Linked DNA regions of Homo sapiens: region 2 is linked to region 1. A link is a loop called in an ENCODE intact Hi-C map of the cell type or tissue named here. Cell type or tissue: PC-3. All regions are shown on one strand.

The links. A loop is a pair of places that touch in the nucleus more often than their neighbours do. Peaks named below come from ENCODE experiments on the same cell type or tissue, not always from the same donor. Only the 100,000 strongest peaks of a DNase experiment are listed, where the experiment ranks them.
Region 2: it touches region 1 in a loop (4-fold over the local background); 11 of 110 quality-filtered maps call a loop at or near these places.

The regions. Positions count from the first base shown.
Region 1 is chr4:174,711,140-174,719,139 of GRCh38, forward strand. GLRA3 (glycine receptor alpha 3) reads right to left here. Exons shown (of 10, transcript NM_006529.4): 5 at 4,349-4,431. Among named protein-coding and RNA genes, the nearest start is that of GLRA3, 110 kb to the right of the region's middle. In PC-3, a CTCF peak has its summit at 3,464 (motif pointing left); a DNase peak (open chromatin) is centred at 3,462.
Region 2 is chr4:174,628,153-174,636,152 of GRCh38, forward strand. LOC105377551 (a long non-coding RNA gene) reads left to right here. Exons shown (of 4, transcript XR_939494.3): 2 at 2,261-2,380; 3 at 3,624-3,713; 4 at 6,559-7,149. Among named protein-coding and RNA genes, the nearest start is that of HPGD, 110 kb to the left of the region's middle. In PC-3, a CTCF peak has its summit at 4,211 (motif pointing left); a DNase peak (open chromatin) is centred at 1,289; H3K27ac peaks cover 3,701 bases.

The DNA of each region.
Region 1 (8,000 bases):
TTTCTAATTTTATTGCATTTTAGTTAGAAATCACATTTTATAACATGTTGATTCATAAGAGGTTACTGAAACTTCCTTGGTGGTGTATAACATAAATAAATGTTTCCATATGCTGAAAACAAAATTTAACAAAGAATAAAAATTCTCTCTCTCTATGATTTGTTTTGTTCAAATATACTGTGCTTGTACAATCCAGTAAATTGTTGATTTATCTGTTTTTTATGCAGTTCATCCTGCTTTTGCTTATTATATTTAGAAGTTATATGGTTACATACTTAGATTTTCCTAATTATATATATATATATATTTTTTTTTTTTTTAGAGAGAGTCTCACTCTGTCGCCCATGCTGAGTGCAGTGGCACCATCTTGGCTCACTGCAACCCCCACCTCCCGGGTTCAAGCGATTCTCCAGCCTCAGCCACCCGAGCAGCTGGGACTACAGGCAAGTGCCACCACGCCTGGCTAATTTTTGTATTTTTAGTAGAGATGGGGTTTCACTATATTGGCTAGGCTGGTCTCAAACACCTGACCTCAAGTGATCCACCTGCCTCAGCCTCCTAAAATGCTGGGATTAAAGGCGTGAGCCACGGCATATTGATTTTTTACCAGCATGCCACTCAAGTGTTTGTGCCTCATAATTTTTTTCTGCCATTAATTTTTTTCTGGTTAAAATTATTCTGGACTTTTTCAAGGTACATTTCTCAGATATACATTTTTTCATTTTTCTTTACCAAATTTTTTTGTGTGGTATTCTTAGAAAGTGTCTAGTTGTCAACATATTGTTGGGTCTTAATATTTGTTAACATCTAGTTTGAGAATCTCTTTTTTTCTACATGAATTTAACCCTTTTATTCTATTTTTATTCTTTGATATTATCCTTAACTCATACTTTTTTTTTCTCATCAATTTCTAATGCAAGTCTTCTCTTACCCTGGATTTTCCTTGCATAAGCCTCTTCCCCAATAATTTCTTTTCCTCTAACTAGGAATTTTGTATCATCCATGGTTTCAATTATAAGTCATAAATGTACACTTTTGAGGGCATAGGATCATTGATAGTTTAGACAAAGTAGTCTTTTCTAAGTTAGTTATTCATTGTTAATTTTGTTCTTCTCTTATTCACTTTCTCCTTTGTTTTAACAGTATACCATTAAGATTTGCTTATCATCTTTAATTGAATTATTATATTGGCATAAATATAATTTTTATCATTATATTTCAGGTAGCCTCTGAAATTCTTGAAACAGAGACTTTTTTGCTTTATTTATTGTTATACCACCCAACATAATATGTGGAATATATTAGGTATTTGATAAATATTTTTCAATTGATGCCTAAATGAAAGAATATTTCTCAGGCCACTTGGAACAGTTTTGACCATTGACATATATTTATTGAACTTTTACTGAATTTAAGGAAGTTGTACCATTGCAAGCCATTAAAGTGTTTGCTTTTAAATTATGTTTCCTTTTTGCCTACTTCCCACGTCTTAATATTATTGAACATTTTCTTTTCTTCCTTTCTGCAGTCAGATTTCATTCAAAAGTGGACCCTGGGATTCTGACAGCTCTTGCTTTCCAGTAGGTTAAACTCTTTTTGCCTACTTTCCAGTGGGTTCCACCGATTTACAATCTTTTATCTTGTCATTTTAAACCACTATTTAAGGAGAAAAGAAAAAAATAGATACAAATTGTTCTTAAAACATGCATATATACACACATATATATGTAGATTTGTATGTATGAGTATATATATACACACACATATATGCATATATATACACACATATGTATATATACACAGAAATGTAGGCATTTCTTAATATATGTATATATTATATAGTATATTACATGTGAGTGTGTGTATGTATATGTAATTGTCCTAAAAAAGTTTTAAGAAAAAAACGCCTTGAAGAACTTGACTTCAGAAGCTTCTACTTTGACTGACATTAGCATCTGCCACAGAGGTTTAATAAACAAAGTCTCTATGGTTAGCTAAATTAAAATTAATTCCTAATAAGAGAGCAGGAAGTGCTTAATGACTGAAATATTAAAGAACCCCTTGAACAATCCACTCATATTTCTTATAGAGGAATTAAGAAACAAAGGGGAAAGAAAAGAGGCTCTCTTTTCTCATGTTGAGAAATGTTCTGAGAAAGGCAGACACATGGGAGGTCTTACTATGTCAGCTTTTGTGTCCTGCAAAATAGCCCCAGTAAGCTTTCCTTATTCAAAACATAAGCCCAGTGATCTAACCAACCCTCAGGCACTGTACTTTTTCTCATCTTTCTTTAATAACTAACATTCTTGGAATAAACGATTTCACTTGCTGCTCCCACTTCCTCATCACTCACCTAAAAACAAAAAACCTTTTTAGATTCCAGCTTTGACCATCATTATTCTAATCACATTTGTCTTCGTTAACAATAACAATTGCTTTTTTCAAGTACCTTACAAAACTTTCTTTGCAGCATTTGATTTTGTTACACAGAACTCCTTCACAGTCCTTTCTCTTTCGAGGTTGAATCGTGTTGATTTTAATTTGCCATCTTTGCCTTTGTCTGGAATTTTTTCCAACAACTTCTAAATGTAGGCATTTCTTAAGCGTCTGTTCTTGTTTGTGTTTTATTTCCTCTCTACATTCGCCTCTTCAGCTATTTCATCTGATTCTTGAACCACTCTGTATATGGCTTTTAATAGTTGATCTTCACTTTTCACTCCCTCTTTGGCTTTAGACCTAAATTTCCCAGACCTCAAACATATTAAGATGGATTTTATCAATTGTCCCATCAACATTTGCTTCTCATCCCCTGTTCCCTTTCTTCATCAATGCTTCTAATCTGATCCGTTTATCTAAGCTATTTCTCTCTGACACACAGGCATTCAGTGACTTCACAACCACTGCGAATCAGCCTCTCCTGTTTCTACCTTCCACATAATTGCTCTTTGTCCTACTTTCTGTTCTTTTTCTGGAAAATTATGAAAACTTCTTAAACAATCTTGGTTCATTTAACTAAAATAATCTTTAAGAGGTACAGCAAGGACCAAACAATTTTCTTGCCCCTTATATGTTGAACCATTTTAGGGTGCCACTTAGAGGGTCCCGCACATTTTAAACTCTTTGCCCTAAATGTACTTAATTTTTCAACCAAGATATACAATCAGCCTGTCCTCAAATTGCCCTTCTTCAATTTCAAAATCAGGTCTGCTGCTTCTCCCCATGTAGATTGATTGCTAAGTAGCCCCCCAAATTTTAATTTATTTTATTTCCTCTCATTTACGTTAGTACTTTATCCATATGTATGCTAATTATTTAAGAACTACTTATAAAAGTAATCAATTTAAATTTTCCAAGGAGGAGTTATCAGAGAAATTGATATTTCCACTTCTTAAGAAAAACCAAACAGGAGAGGGAGGGGTATAGTCACGTTGCCCCACAAAGTTGGTCTGCCATCTAGTGACAGCTCCATCACACTACAAGCCTTGTCTTTGACACCTGGAGTCTGAGGCTCGGCCTTCAAATTTTCCTCAAGGAATGTGTCAAACAGTCCTTTTATTCCCCCTCGGATAACATACTGTCATAAGGTAAAATATTGCATATTGCTTAATTTTTATATGAGATTAAACACTGTAAACAATTAATTTAGGACTAATTATATAGATCAGAGAAAGGGTAGGATGTGAAATGTTCATCTGTGTTAACGTTGATCAGTGAGGCATATGGGTCTACTTTGAAAGAAGAAATGTAGAGGAATACCTGAAAGCTTGAATAAATCTGTGAGAAAGTGTGAGACATTTTTTCTTCTGAGCTAACATACATAACATACCCAGCAGAGTGATATTAAAATAATAAACATTGCTTATCTGAAGCAGCATAGGTTTGGAGGCAGTTTGTCACTGTCACCTTTGTGAGTTGGAGCCGAATACTCAACCATTCAACATGACCACTTTCACATTTGAAAACGTAGGGATAACAATATCTTTGTTGTCAGTATAAGAAAAAATATATATAGACACTTCGTTGAGAAGAGGCTCCCAATAAATAAGTGATAGTTTGTTTTTAATGATTACCATCCTTTTCACTTCTGATGATGTGTATGGAAACACATATCTAAATATCAAGCTTTGAAAATCTGTTATTTTTAGATCCTCAATTTGTTTCTTTCTCATAGTGTGGAGTGCATGTGTTGATAGGTATCATTATTTTCAGTACCTGGTGAAAGGTTACATGCCTATTCAGTAAATATGTGACCAAAATGATTACAAAATAAATTATCCATATTAGGCATTAAAAGCTTGTATCTACTATAATGTAAAAGTATTTTAAAAAGTAAGTGGTTCATACTTACAGCTTTCCAGTTGCATTATACATGTTTGTACATCCATGGGAAAATTCTTGAGATCCATTGGACAGGAAAGTGTTAATGTTAATCTGAAAGTCAAAGTAATTATTTTTAAAGGAAATTTATGACATTATATTAATATTCTATTGTACAGGAGAAACAATGTTGCTTTGCTGGTGACTAACTCAGATTTAAGTAAAAATTTCTCCAGCTTATGTATCCTACTTACTATAAAATAGCTATGCCCTTATATACAAATCTGGCTTTGGTGGGCTGGGGGTTGGATAATTGCATATCTTAGGCTGGTGCTAAAGTAATCGTGGGTTTTGCCATTAAAAGTGCTGGCAAAACAGCAATTACTTTTGCACTAACCTAAATATAAGCATCCCGTCATATTTATATATCTATATGTTTATTTATTCAATTAGAAAGGGCTGTGGATGTCTAGAAAATGTCTGTATTCCAAGACGACATCCTCAAAAGAGAAATTCAAGAGTGGATCCTATAAAATTAATGCCAAACGTCAAAAGGTATCTTTCCTTGCAAATCACATGCTATATTCCAGAGGCATTAGAGTTCTAAACGTGGAAAAGCAGGGTGGAGAGGAGCAATCATATGTAACGTTCAGTCATCATTCTAACGACCCTGATGTTGTCAGTGAACATTCAGCAGTGTATTTAGTAAAGTGAATCTGGAGGACTTGAAAAGTTCGGCCTCATGTTCCCCGGTGTGGGATAAGGGAATCATCAGGGTCAGGAAATAGCCCTCTAGAATATTCATGATCTGATTCTATGCTCATCAAACAAACTTCTGATTTGGCTTCACACAAAGGATAACCTAGATGCTGTATACCAGTATTCCGCTCATTGGAAAGGCTCTCCTCCAACTTCCAGAGAGAATTAGTATGTTGACATTCCAGAAAATTCATCACCTTTGAATACTTTTTGCTGGAAAAGCATTCTACCCAGATCTCTTCAGGGTAGTTTTTCTGGTTCCTACACCTGAGGAAGAGATGGTGAGATCCACTCAAGTTTATTCAAATGAAGTTCTTTTCTGAGAACTCTTTAGCAAGCCTCTTGCACTGAGAATATTCCCATTGAAATTCAGTGTCTTCATGAGCACCCTAGGTGGATTAGTTTACTTAAACTTCGTGACCCTAGGCAGATTACTTCAAATCCCCTATATTGCAGTTTTCTCATCTTTAAAATGAAGATAACAATAGTACCTACTCCAGAGAGTTGCTATGAGCAGTACATGCGTTAACACACATAAGTGCTTAGACAAGTGCTTAAGCCATAGCAAACACTCAACAAACAGTGGTTGTTAGTGATTATTAGTATATTCAGCCACTCCTAGACTCCTTCATTTACTCATCTGCCAAATTCTATAGTGTGGGCACAAAGATGACTAAATTAAATTACATATTAAGAACTATTTAGCCAGGCGTGGTGTCTTACGCCTGTAATTCCAGCGCTTTGGGAGGCTAAGAAGAGAGGATCGCTTGAGCCCAGTAGTTTGTGATCATCCTGGGCAACATAAAAATACTCTATCTCTACAAATATATATATATATATATTTTAAATTAGCCAGGTATGGCTTGTGCACCTGTAATCCTGGCTACTCAGGAAGCTGAGGTGAGAGTATGGCTTGAGCCCAGGAGGTCGAGACTGCAGTGAGCTAGGCTCACACTGCTGAACTATAGCCTGGGTGACAGAGCAAGATCTTGTCTCTTAAAAAAAAAAAAAAGAAAGGAAGGCATGCAGGAAGGAAGGGAGGGAGGGAGGGAGAGAGAGAGAGAGAAAGAGAGAGAAAGAAAGAAAAAGAAAGAAGGAAAGAAAGAAGAAACAAAGAAACAAAGAAAGGAGGGAGGAAAGAAAGAAGGAAAGGAAGGAAGGAAAAAGAAAGAAGAAAGGAATAAAAAAGAACTATTTAAGCTTTAACAAAAAATAGTCTGCAGCTCTACTAAATATAACCACATTCGTCAAGCTGACATTTTTATGTAGACCATAGACATAAAGTTAGAATGATGTATAGTCTACAGAGAGTATGCTTGGTGAGTTAGGTCCAATTAACATAATTTGGGACACATAAATGGAGAGACAGTGAAGCTGCTGAATTTTAAGAGTCTTAGGAGGATAATCTGGTAATTCATTCGAGTCAGAGTCCATAACACACTAGAATAATTCATGGAGTTCAACATTCAAAAGGAATTTTTCTCCTGGCTCAGCTAGGTTAAGTATGATTGTGTAATTTTACAAAGTTCTCTCTTAAAAAGGCAATTTTAAAATTAGGTAGACACAATGTTTTTTGCCTTGTGAAAGGGCTTATTAGAAGTGTATGCACACATATATTTTGAATGTACACACATTAATTTTCCAAATATCCAAGGCTCTCAGACAGCCAGTTTCAAATGTTGACTTGCAGAATTAATTCTGTGACCTTTTGTTTGGAAGTAAATAGCATTCTCAGAATCTTTTCCATGCTCTCACCATGCATGTGATGTCAAATTCATATCCTGGCTATTTTTCTGGCATAAAAAAAGAGACATTACATAATTCTAAAAAAATAGCACTTGAAAGGAATTATTTGGCAAAGAAAAACACAGTTTGTAGGACTTCGGTCATAAATCATATCCTGAAAAAATCTATTCATCGACTTTTCTTTCTTTTTGTTTAAGGTACAATACAATTGCTCCTTTCACAGCATACTGAAAAATACGTGTCAACTTGGTGGGTTTGATACTGAATTTCTTTGTCAAAACACTACATATAAATTAAAGACATGTCTTGACCACATCAAAAGAAAATTAAATCAAGAGGCAATTAATCACATTCTACTGTTTTGGAAATAAATGTTTACTTGTGTAAGAGAGACACTAAGTTCTCTTTCTGAGACAAGATACATAAACAGGATATGGCGTTTCTTCTTTTCCTTTAAGAAGTCTTGGGAAAGACTTTTAACATTAGTACTTAGTGAAACAGTAATGTTTAAAAAGCTGATAATAATTTGTGACAAACAATTGACCTCATTAAAATTCAATTATTGACCACTTTTGTACAAGCATTGTTTCATGTGTCTATCTCAACCACTAGTTGAATTAAAAAATGTTTGCTGACTCTATTATAGACTTTGTATATAAATGAGTATTTTTATTAGATCCTAATATTTCTCTATTTGGTGTCTTAAAAACAATGGCTTCAATTAGCAATTTAATCAGTTTTAATCTATATTATCTGTAATATCATATTAGCTAACACATCTATTAGACAATGTTTACTGTGCAGTAGGCAGTATTTTAAACACTTTGTGTATGTTAACTCATTTACTCCGTACTACAAATTTACAAGAATAGGTAAATGATATCACCCTGTTTTAGAGATGAGGAAACTTAGAGGTTAAGTAACTCACCTGACATTACACAGCAAAAATTGCTACAGCTGAATTTGCAGCCCTGGGGTTCTAGTTCTAGATTTCGTGCTTTTTTTTTTTTTTTTTTTTTTTGAGACGGAGTCTCGCTGTCGCCCAGGCTGGAGTGCAGTGGCGCAATCTCGGCTCACTGCAGGCTCCGCCCCCTGGGGTTCACCCCATTCTCCTGCCTCAGCCTCCCGAGTAGCTGGGACTACAGGCGCCCGCCACCTCGCCCGGCTAATTTTTTGTA
Region 2 (8,000 bases), 83 kb before region 1:
CCGCAGATGTTTTTGATATTTACCCACTAGCCCCACTGGGACAATGATTGTTAAAATTCAAAGTTGCACATATTCTATTGTAATTCATTGGTGTAAAAGGATTAAAATGTTCAAAATGTTTCAGGTGGCTTTCAAAGTTATCCCCTGAAGTGTGAACTCGTTACCAAGGAAACACATTGCAAATGTTAGTAAATCTTTCACTGACTTGCTTTTTACACGTCCCCATGGTTGGCGTGTATGCTGAGCCCATTTAGCACAGTGCTGCTGGCAGCTTCCATTCCTGTTATGTTTATAAATACATCCGAGCCTCACAAAAAAACTAGGCAGAATTGCTTGGAGAAAATTCTTCTGGTTTTCTTTGGAGTGAGAGAGCAAAAAATCAGAGGATCACATTGATTCGAAATGGCTTCGCCAGGTTAAAAAATCTGGCGTGATAGAGTTGGAGGGAATTTGGGGGAACACCAAACAGTAAAACAAACTCAGCAATTGTCATGACAATAATATTTAGACTAAATCATAATACATCATCTGGATTGATAATAATATTTAGACTAAATCATAATAAATCATCTGGATAATTGCAAATTTGAGTGGTGATAATTTTGGGAACATGTGATTAACGTATTAGAGATCAGAGTAAAAATTTGCCTTGTAATAATAACACTTTCTGGGACAAATAAAAGACCATTTTGTATTTTTAAATAATCTTTTTAACCACATGAAATGTACTATAAAAAAATTGTGGTTATATTGTCATTCAGATTCTTTTTTACTCTCAACTTTCCGACTTCAAGGCATGTGTAAGTCCATAAATTCTCAATGTGAGAGGTGTGGTGCACTGCAATGCATTATTGTATCTGTTTTGAAAGGTAATATAACTCCCTGTAATGTGGAAGGACACAGGCACAAGACAAATAAGCCATAAATAGAATTGATACTTATATCCAGTCAGAATAGTTATATTTAATTTTCTTAAGAAAATGATTAAATAATCTAGGCTACAGTCACCCTGACAATCCATTGTATGTCTCAATTTCCACTATAACCAACATTTGATAACTGGCTATATTTCATTGATTCATTTATTAGACGACCACATACTACTGATTACTTACTAGACAAGTGCTTGAGGTTTCAAAAATAAATAATAAATGGTCCTTACTCTAGGGATTGCAGTTTTAGTGGTGGCATGTATATACAGCAATTACAGTCATGTGGTATTAGAGACATGAATTAGAATGTGTGTAAGTCTTCTGTTGATCTTGATCCTCATTACTAAACTTTAACTCACCCCATTAATGGAAAGACTGTAAAAACTATCCATCTTGTTGTATGAGGAACAGCTTACTCATGGTTTCAAGCATGGAGTCACATTCACTATGACTGGGTAAAGGTCTCGGTGACTAAATCAGGTTAATACTAGGCGAGAGGCTATGACTTCCAGCATTTCTAAGAAAGGAAAATGCATACCATTTTGGCCTCAAGCACTCTGTTTTTTGTTTTTGTTTTTGTTTATTCCTCACTAGAGATGACTATAGAAAACTAACATGACTTCTAGGTAACTGGACTACTATGAATCCACCCCCAAGGTTTAGAATGCTTTTCAATGCCCCGATTGTGTAATTTAATGTGGTATTGTTCTTCCCCTCACAGGTGTCCCTCTGGCTCTACTGAACATACTGAGCAGGGACCTTGAACCTAATTAATCTCCTAAATTTTAAAACCTGTGATGACCTAGGGCAAGCATAAATTTGGAAGAAGCAAAGACAATATATTTATCTTGAAATATTTCAATTAAACTTCTGACTTGTTGACTTTATTGTAAGAGTTTGTTTTTATTTATTTATTTTTTTGAGACAGAGTCTCACTTCATCTCCCAGGCTGGAGTGTGGTGGTGCAATCTTGGCTCACTGCAACCTCCGCCTCCTGGGTTCAAGGGTTCAAGTGATTCTTGTGCCTCAGGCTCCCAAGTAGCTGGGACTACAGGACTGTGCCACCACACCCAGCTAATTTTTGTATTTTTTGTAGAGACAAGGTTTCACCATGTTGGCCAGGCTGGTCTTGAGCTTCTGACCTCAAGTGGTCCACCCGCTTCTGCCTCTCAAAGTGCTGGGATTACAGGTGTGAGTCACTGTGCCTGGTCTATTGCAATAGTTTCTAACTTGTCAGAAAGAGTGACACAAAAATTATTTTATTCATTGAAAACCCTTCTGATTGTTTCAACCATGACTATCATTTGATTTATGTGTTTGTTTTTCAGGTTTTGAAAATGACTGCCAAAAAGTTTATAAGCTGCAACATTTTAAGTAAATTTTATTATTAATGAATACACAGAAATTGAAAGTAAACTCATGGCTTCAACCTTTATACCAAACCTCCAGTAAGCAATAAAAATATCATAAATTTATTAAACAATAAACATGTACTTAGGAAAAAACAAAGGAGAATAATGAAGAACAAAGAGGCACCCAAATTAACTTTTTAAAAATTGTTACGTATTTATTTATGTATTATATTTATTTAATTAGAGACGGGGTTTTGCCATGTTGCCCAAGGTGCTCTTGAACTCCAGGGCTCACTCCATCCGCCTGCCTCAGCCTTTCTAAGTGTTAAGATTACAGGCGTGAGCCACTGTGCTGGCCAAATTAACTTTTAAAGGTTAGCCTAGTTCAAATAATTTCATGTTCCCTTTCTTTTTCCAAAATGTGCTTTTCTGTATTACAATTCTAGAAGATTAGCATGGTTTTTAGGGATGCCAATTCCTATGTTTTTAGATTATTCTGAAATTGGAGGGTCATATTATTTATATTTTGTATTCCTAAATTATAATTTTACCATGTGCCTAAGATGTTGATTTACAGTATATTTTATTTTTCTTCAGAAAGACATAAAGGAGAGATGAATCAAGGAATCTTATCCAAATGCTTTTCAAAATTAGTTTCATGCATGAGATAAAAGTTTTTAATGTCTAATTGAAATATTTATATTTTCACTATTAAGTAGAAATTGATATTAAGAATGAAATTTAGCCATATGTTGAAAGCCAGAAAGTAACAGTCAAAGAACACACCTAAATTAACAAATATTTGCTTTGTGGTTTAAACATTGCAATTAAGACACTATTGTTACTTTGAAGGTATAGATTTTAAGTCACACGTTGAAATAAGGCAAAGAACATGACATATAATTGTAACTAAAACGTGGCCATCTTGACAACATATTTTGATATTCCATAGATTCTATCTCTTATATATGTGATACCATGGTGCTAAATCTTTATACTATTAATGGCTGGTTAACTCAATCAAATAAACCAGTTGTTTTAGTATTTTAAGGTAGAGGTTTCTTATATGCTATAATAATGGAGAACTAAGCGAGAATTCTCTTTGTCTCTTCATCTTCTTTTTGCATGTAAAGTTGTGTCTACATTTAGCATATCCAACATTTTGGCATTCAGTCAACTGTGTGGAAGAGTACATTGACTTCAAATGAAGCACAGAGAAGTGGAACAGGAACTTCATGTTAGGGATCTAAATGCTAATGAGACCCTTGCACATGCTTTCTTGACTTCGAAATTAATATACATACTCATCAGTACCCTGTCTTTCTATTTCTTAAATTAGCTCAAGAGAGCAGCATGGTTTCCAGCGATGGTTAAACATTTCCACCAAGAAGCCTTAGTGAAATTGGAAAGTAATTGGAAGACAAAACAGGTATCTATGGCATATTCTCTTCTGTAACACTGAATTTTTTTTCTGTTTCTGTTTCAGATTTTATACTCATTCTAATTTTACATTTTTAGTATGTATTTCTTTCAAACTTTATAGTAAAATTGTCTCCACAGGAAGATATTAGCATTTATCTCACAGTTGCTAAACCCTCTTACTACAATTTGAAGATCAAGAACAGAGACTGATGGAGAGTATAGTTCTGGCTTCAACAGTGACTAGCATCAGTAGCCTCGAACAAAATTGCCTTATATCCTTAGGCTCCATTTCATTGCTTGTAAATAAGGGTTTTGAGAAAGTTCTGCCACAAAACTGTTTAATGAAGCTGTTAAAGTATAAGGTTTATATTGACTTGTTGTATTAAAAAGATTTAAAACACCCTTTTATGCCAAAATCTTGCCCCCAATCATTAATGAAATTAGCCTCATGGTTTTTTTTGAATGACATCTACAATTCCGAAACCAATGAGAGGGAGCCCTCTTGTGGTTTAGGCATAGAGTGGCTTATGTTCTAGCTGCATTTATAAGATACAAGAATGTATAATCTTTGAAAAATGTAACAACCTTAGATACCTACTGAATATGATCTAAAATTTATAGGAAATTTAAAAATTACAATTTTGGATATGTATACTTGTTCTTTAAATAATTCAGGGGAGTTTTTGAAACTAAAAGTATGCAGCACATAGTATGTTGCTGTCTGTAATTATATTCTTATTTAGTAAAAACCTTTCAGTATATACTTGGTTAGTAGTTATAATGATCAGTAAAGACACCAAAGTGGTTCAGGTCACCTCACTTAGGAAGTAGAGGACAAAATAATGACATTAAAATAGATAACTGCACATTAAATACCTTTTATACTCTTTAACTGTATTTCTGAGTGATAAGCATCAAACATTTTGATCACTTAGGGATTTACCATGCTTATAACAGCAGGTGAACTTGCTATATTTTGTTGCTTAAGAATACAATATATAACACATATTAAAAGGTAAAAAATTAAGTAAAAAATTTATGAAGCTAAGGTTAATTATTATTAAAGAAATTTCAAAAATTAAACTTACTGTAGCCTAAGTGTACAGCCTTTAAAAACTCTACAGTAGTGTGGCTGGGCATGGTGGCTCATGCCTGTAATCCTAGCATGTTAGGAGGCCAAAGCAGATGGATCACCTGAGGTCAGGAGTTCAAGACCAGCCTGCCCAATGTGGTGAAATCCCATCTCTACTAAAAAATACAAAAGTTAGCTGGGCATGGTCGTGGGCGCCTGTAATCTCAGGTACTCAGGAGGCTGAGGCAAGGAGAATTGCTTGAACCCGGGAGGCAGAGGTTGCAGTGATCTGAGATCACGCCACTGTACTCTAGCCTGGGCTACAAAGCGAGACTCCATCTCAAAAAAAAAAAAAAAAAAAAAAAGGTCAACAGTAGTGTAATAATATCCTAGGACTTCATACTCACTCACCACTTACTCAGGGCAACTTCCAGTCTGCAGGCTCCTTTCAAGTTAAATGCCCTATATAGGTGTACTGCATTTTACCTTTTATTCTATATTTTTATTGTACCTTTTCTATGCTTACATATGTTTAGAAACACAAATACTTACCATCGTATTACAGTTGTCTGCACTATTCAGTATAGTAACATGCTGTACAGGTTTGTAGCCTAGAAGCAACAGACTATCCCATATACTCTAGCCTAGATGTAGTGGTCTATCCCATGTAGGTATATAGAAATACACCCTATGGTGTTTACACAATGACAAATCATCTAATGACACATTTCTTAGAACATATTCCTGTCATTAAGCAACTCATGACTTATACTAGCACATTAATATTACTTTTTAAAGTTTCTTTTCAGAAATGAAATTATATTATCCATTAGGTGAATAAGGCATATGAACATAATTTCCCTAGTTGTATATTTGGTGACTTGAAATTTCATCTTTTTTCATTTACCCCAGCATTTTCATTAATGTTCACAGATAATATAAAAAGATATTTCAAATATAACCAATTCGCAACAGTAAATGGATTCTAATATATTTGATTTAAAGTAAATTGCAAATAACATAACATGTTCATTTGTTTCTCATATTCTTTTTCATTCAAGAAGGAAAAAACACAAATTAATCACCTAAGTTGGAAGGATATTTCAATCCACTATATGCAATGCATCAATATAAGTTCCATCACTTTAGAAAAGACTGATTCTTGCTTAGAGATTATTGATTACCCAGGAGAATTACTAACCTAAAGTGAAAATAAAAGAAAACTCTTGTCTATGACACACGGTTCCTGCAGATTATTTCCTGTTTTGCTTTGCTCCTGAAAGTGGAGGAAGCTTTTCTGTTTGTTACCCATTGAAGTTTTCATGGCCTAATAATGTGGCGACTCAAAAAATTTGCTGATGATAAAGAGGAGAACAAAGGAAGCACCCAGCTTCAATTCTGGTATTTATCAAATAAAATGTGATAGAGTAAAGCAGTGTTTCTTAGAAAGGATCTAATAATTTATTATCAATCTTCTTTAACTTTCTGGCAATTAAAAATAAATTTGTGCTTTTGGATTTTCTATTATCTGTCAAATAATTTGGCAATTTTAATAAATTTATTGTTTTTGATTTATATTTCATTCCAATTTTCTTTGATTAGCCACTTAGGAAATTCAATGTTATACCTGTAAGCTTGATCTTCCACAGAATAAGTATTTCAAACAAGGTCAATCTGTAGGAATTTGCTTTTTGGGGAGGGAGAAGTCATTTAAATAAGACTCTATAAACATACTTATTTCTGTAACAGATCATTTAGAAGAGTTATTTTTTTCCCCCAGAAAGAAAAGGAACCTGACATCAAAATAGAGATTTTGTAACGGCTTAAGAACAGAGACCAGTTTGGAAGATCAAGAGCCATTAGGTTACAGAACTGTGAGTGAATGTCACATGCATTTTAACTAGTATTCCTTCATTGTTTGAAGAACAAGTGTTCAGACAATTCATTCCTCATGTCACAGAATGGGCTATAGATGATGATAGGATTCTCTCCTGGACCACGCTCTGGTCATACTCCTCTGAGATCCCTTTTTGATTAGGCCCCAACTTGGGTTCTGTTCTTGGCCTAGTTAGTTCAATTAGGCAAGAATTCTGCTGGTTCAGTTTAACGAAAATCCCTTATCTTTGATATCTAATCAAATTTCTTATCCCCCCCACATTCAGTATCTTATCACCCTGGCTGCATTCAGCAAGAATTTTGCTAAGTCAGTTTAGCCAGAATCCCTTCGAGGTTTCCTCTCTAGTAATTTTCCACCCACTGACCATCACTTATCCAAAATCCCCACTTATCCTGGTATTCAGAATGCAGCCCCGTTCTATACTGAGGTCTCTCTGTCCCCAGTGCAATAGTTCCTGAATAAAATTTGCCTTCACTGCTTTAACTTATGTCCAGCTCTGCTTTTCTTTCACAGTGCCAGCTTCTGTTCACAACCCAGCTTCCAGTTAACAGTTTGCCCAAGTGAATTTTTAAATACTGTCAGAGCAGTACAATGTTGGATAAAGAGCATCAACAGAGATAACCTGATAAGACAACACATGGGGTCAAATATACAAATATAAAGAAACATAAAAACAAACTAAATATTTATAGTATAGTTCAGTAAATATGGTCTAATTCAATTTAGGATTCCAATGAATGCGTATTTAAAAATGCAAATTACACAAAATTACAAAGAAGGAATATATTTAGAAAATCAGTTTATCAAGGCAGAAAGCAACTGTCAGCAAGAGTATATTGAAATAAACTATGTAAAGAAAAATAACCAATGTAGTGATATGGAAAATGATGAATATCATGAGAGTAATGAAAGTATTTTAAACCATAGTAGTATAAATTGACTTAATTAATCACAGTTTACCAATAAGCTTCTTTCCATTCTTAGTGTGGTCACATTACATTTATTCCTATACATTTTGTTTAGGGATCCATTACCTATAGATATCGCTAACACTTGTACTTACAGATGACCTGGACTGATTCTATGGCAGTATTTCAGTACAGAGTTTTTGCTGATGTCATGATATGAACCACATAAGCAATTAGTGAAGGCCAGCTTACTGAAGAAAATCATCATGCTGATTTAGCAAGGAATTTTCAATCTAAGTTTTTTTCCTGAACTTTGTGCCAGTCAATATATAAAAGTGTCAAACACTATTACATATAAATTATAGGTACTTTAAAAATGATAGACTAATTATCACACACCAAATAGTAATATTTTCT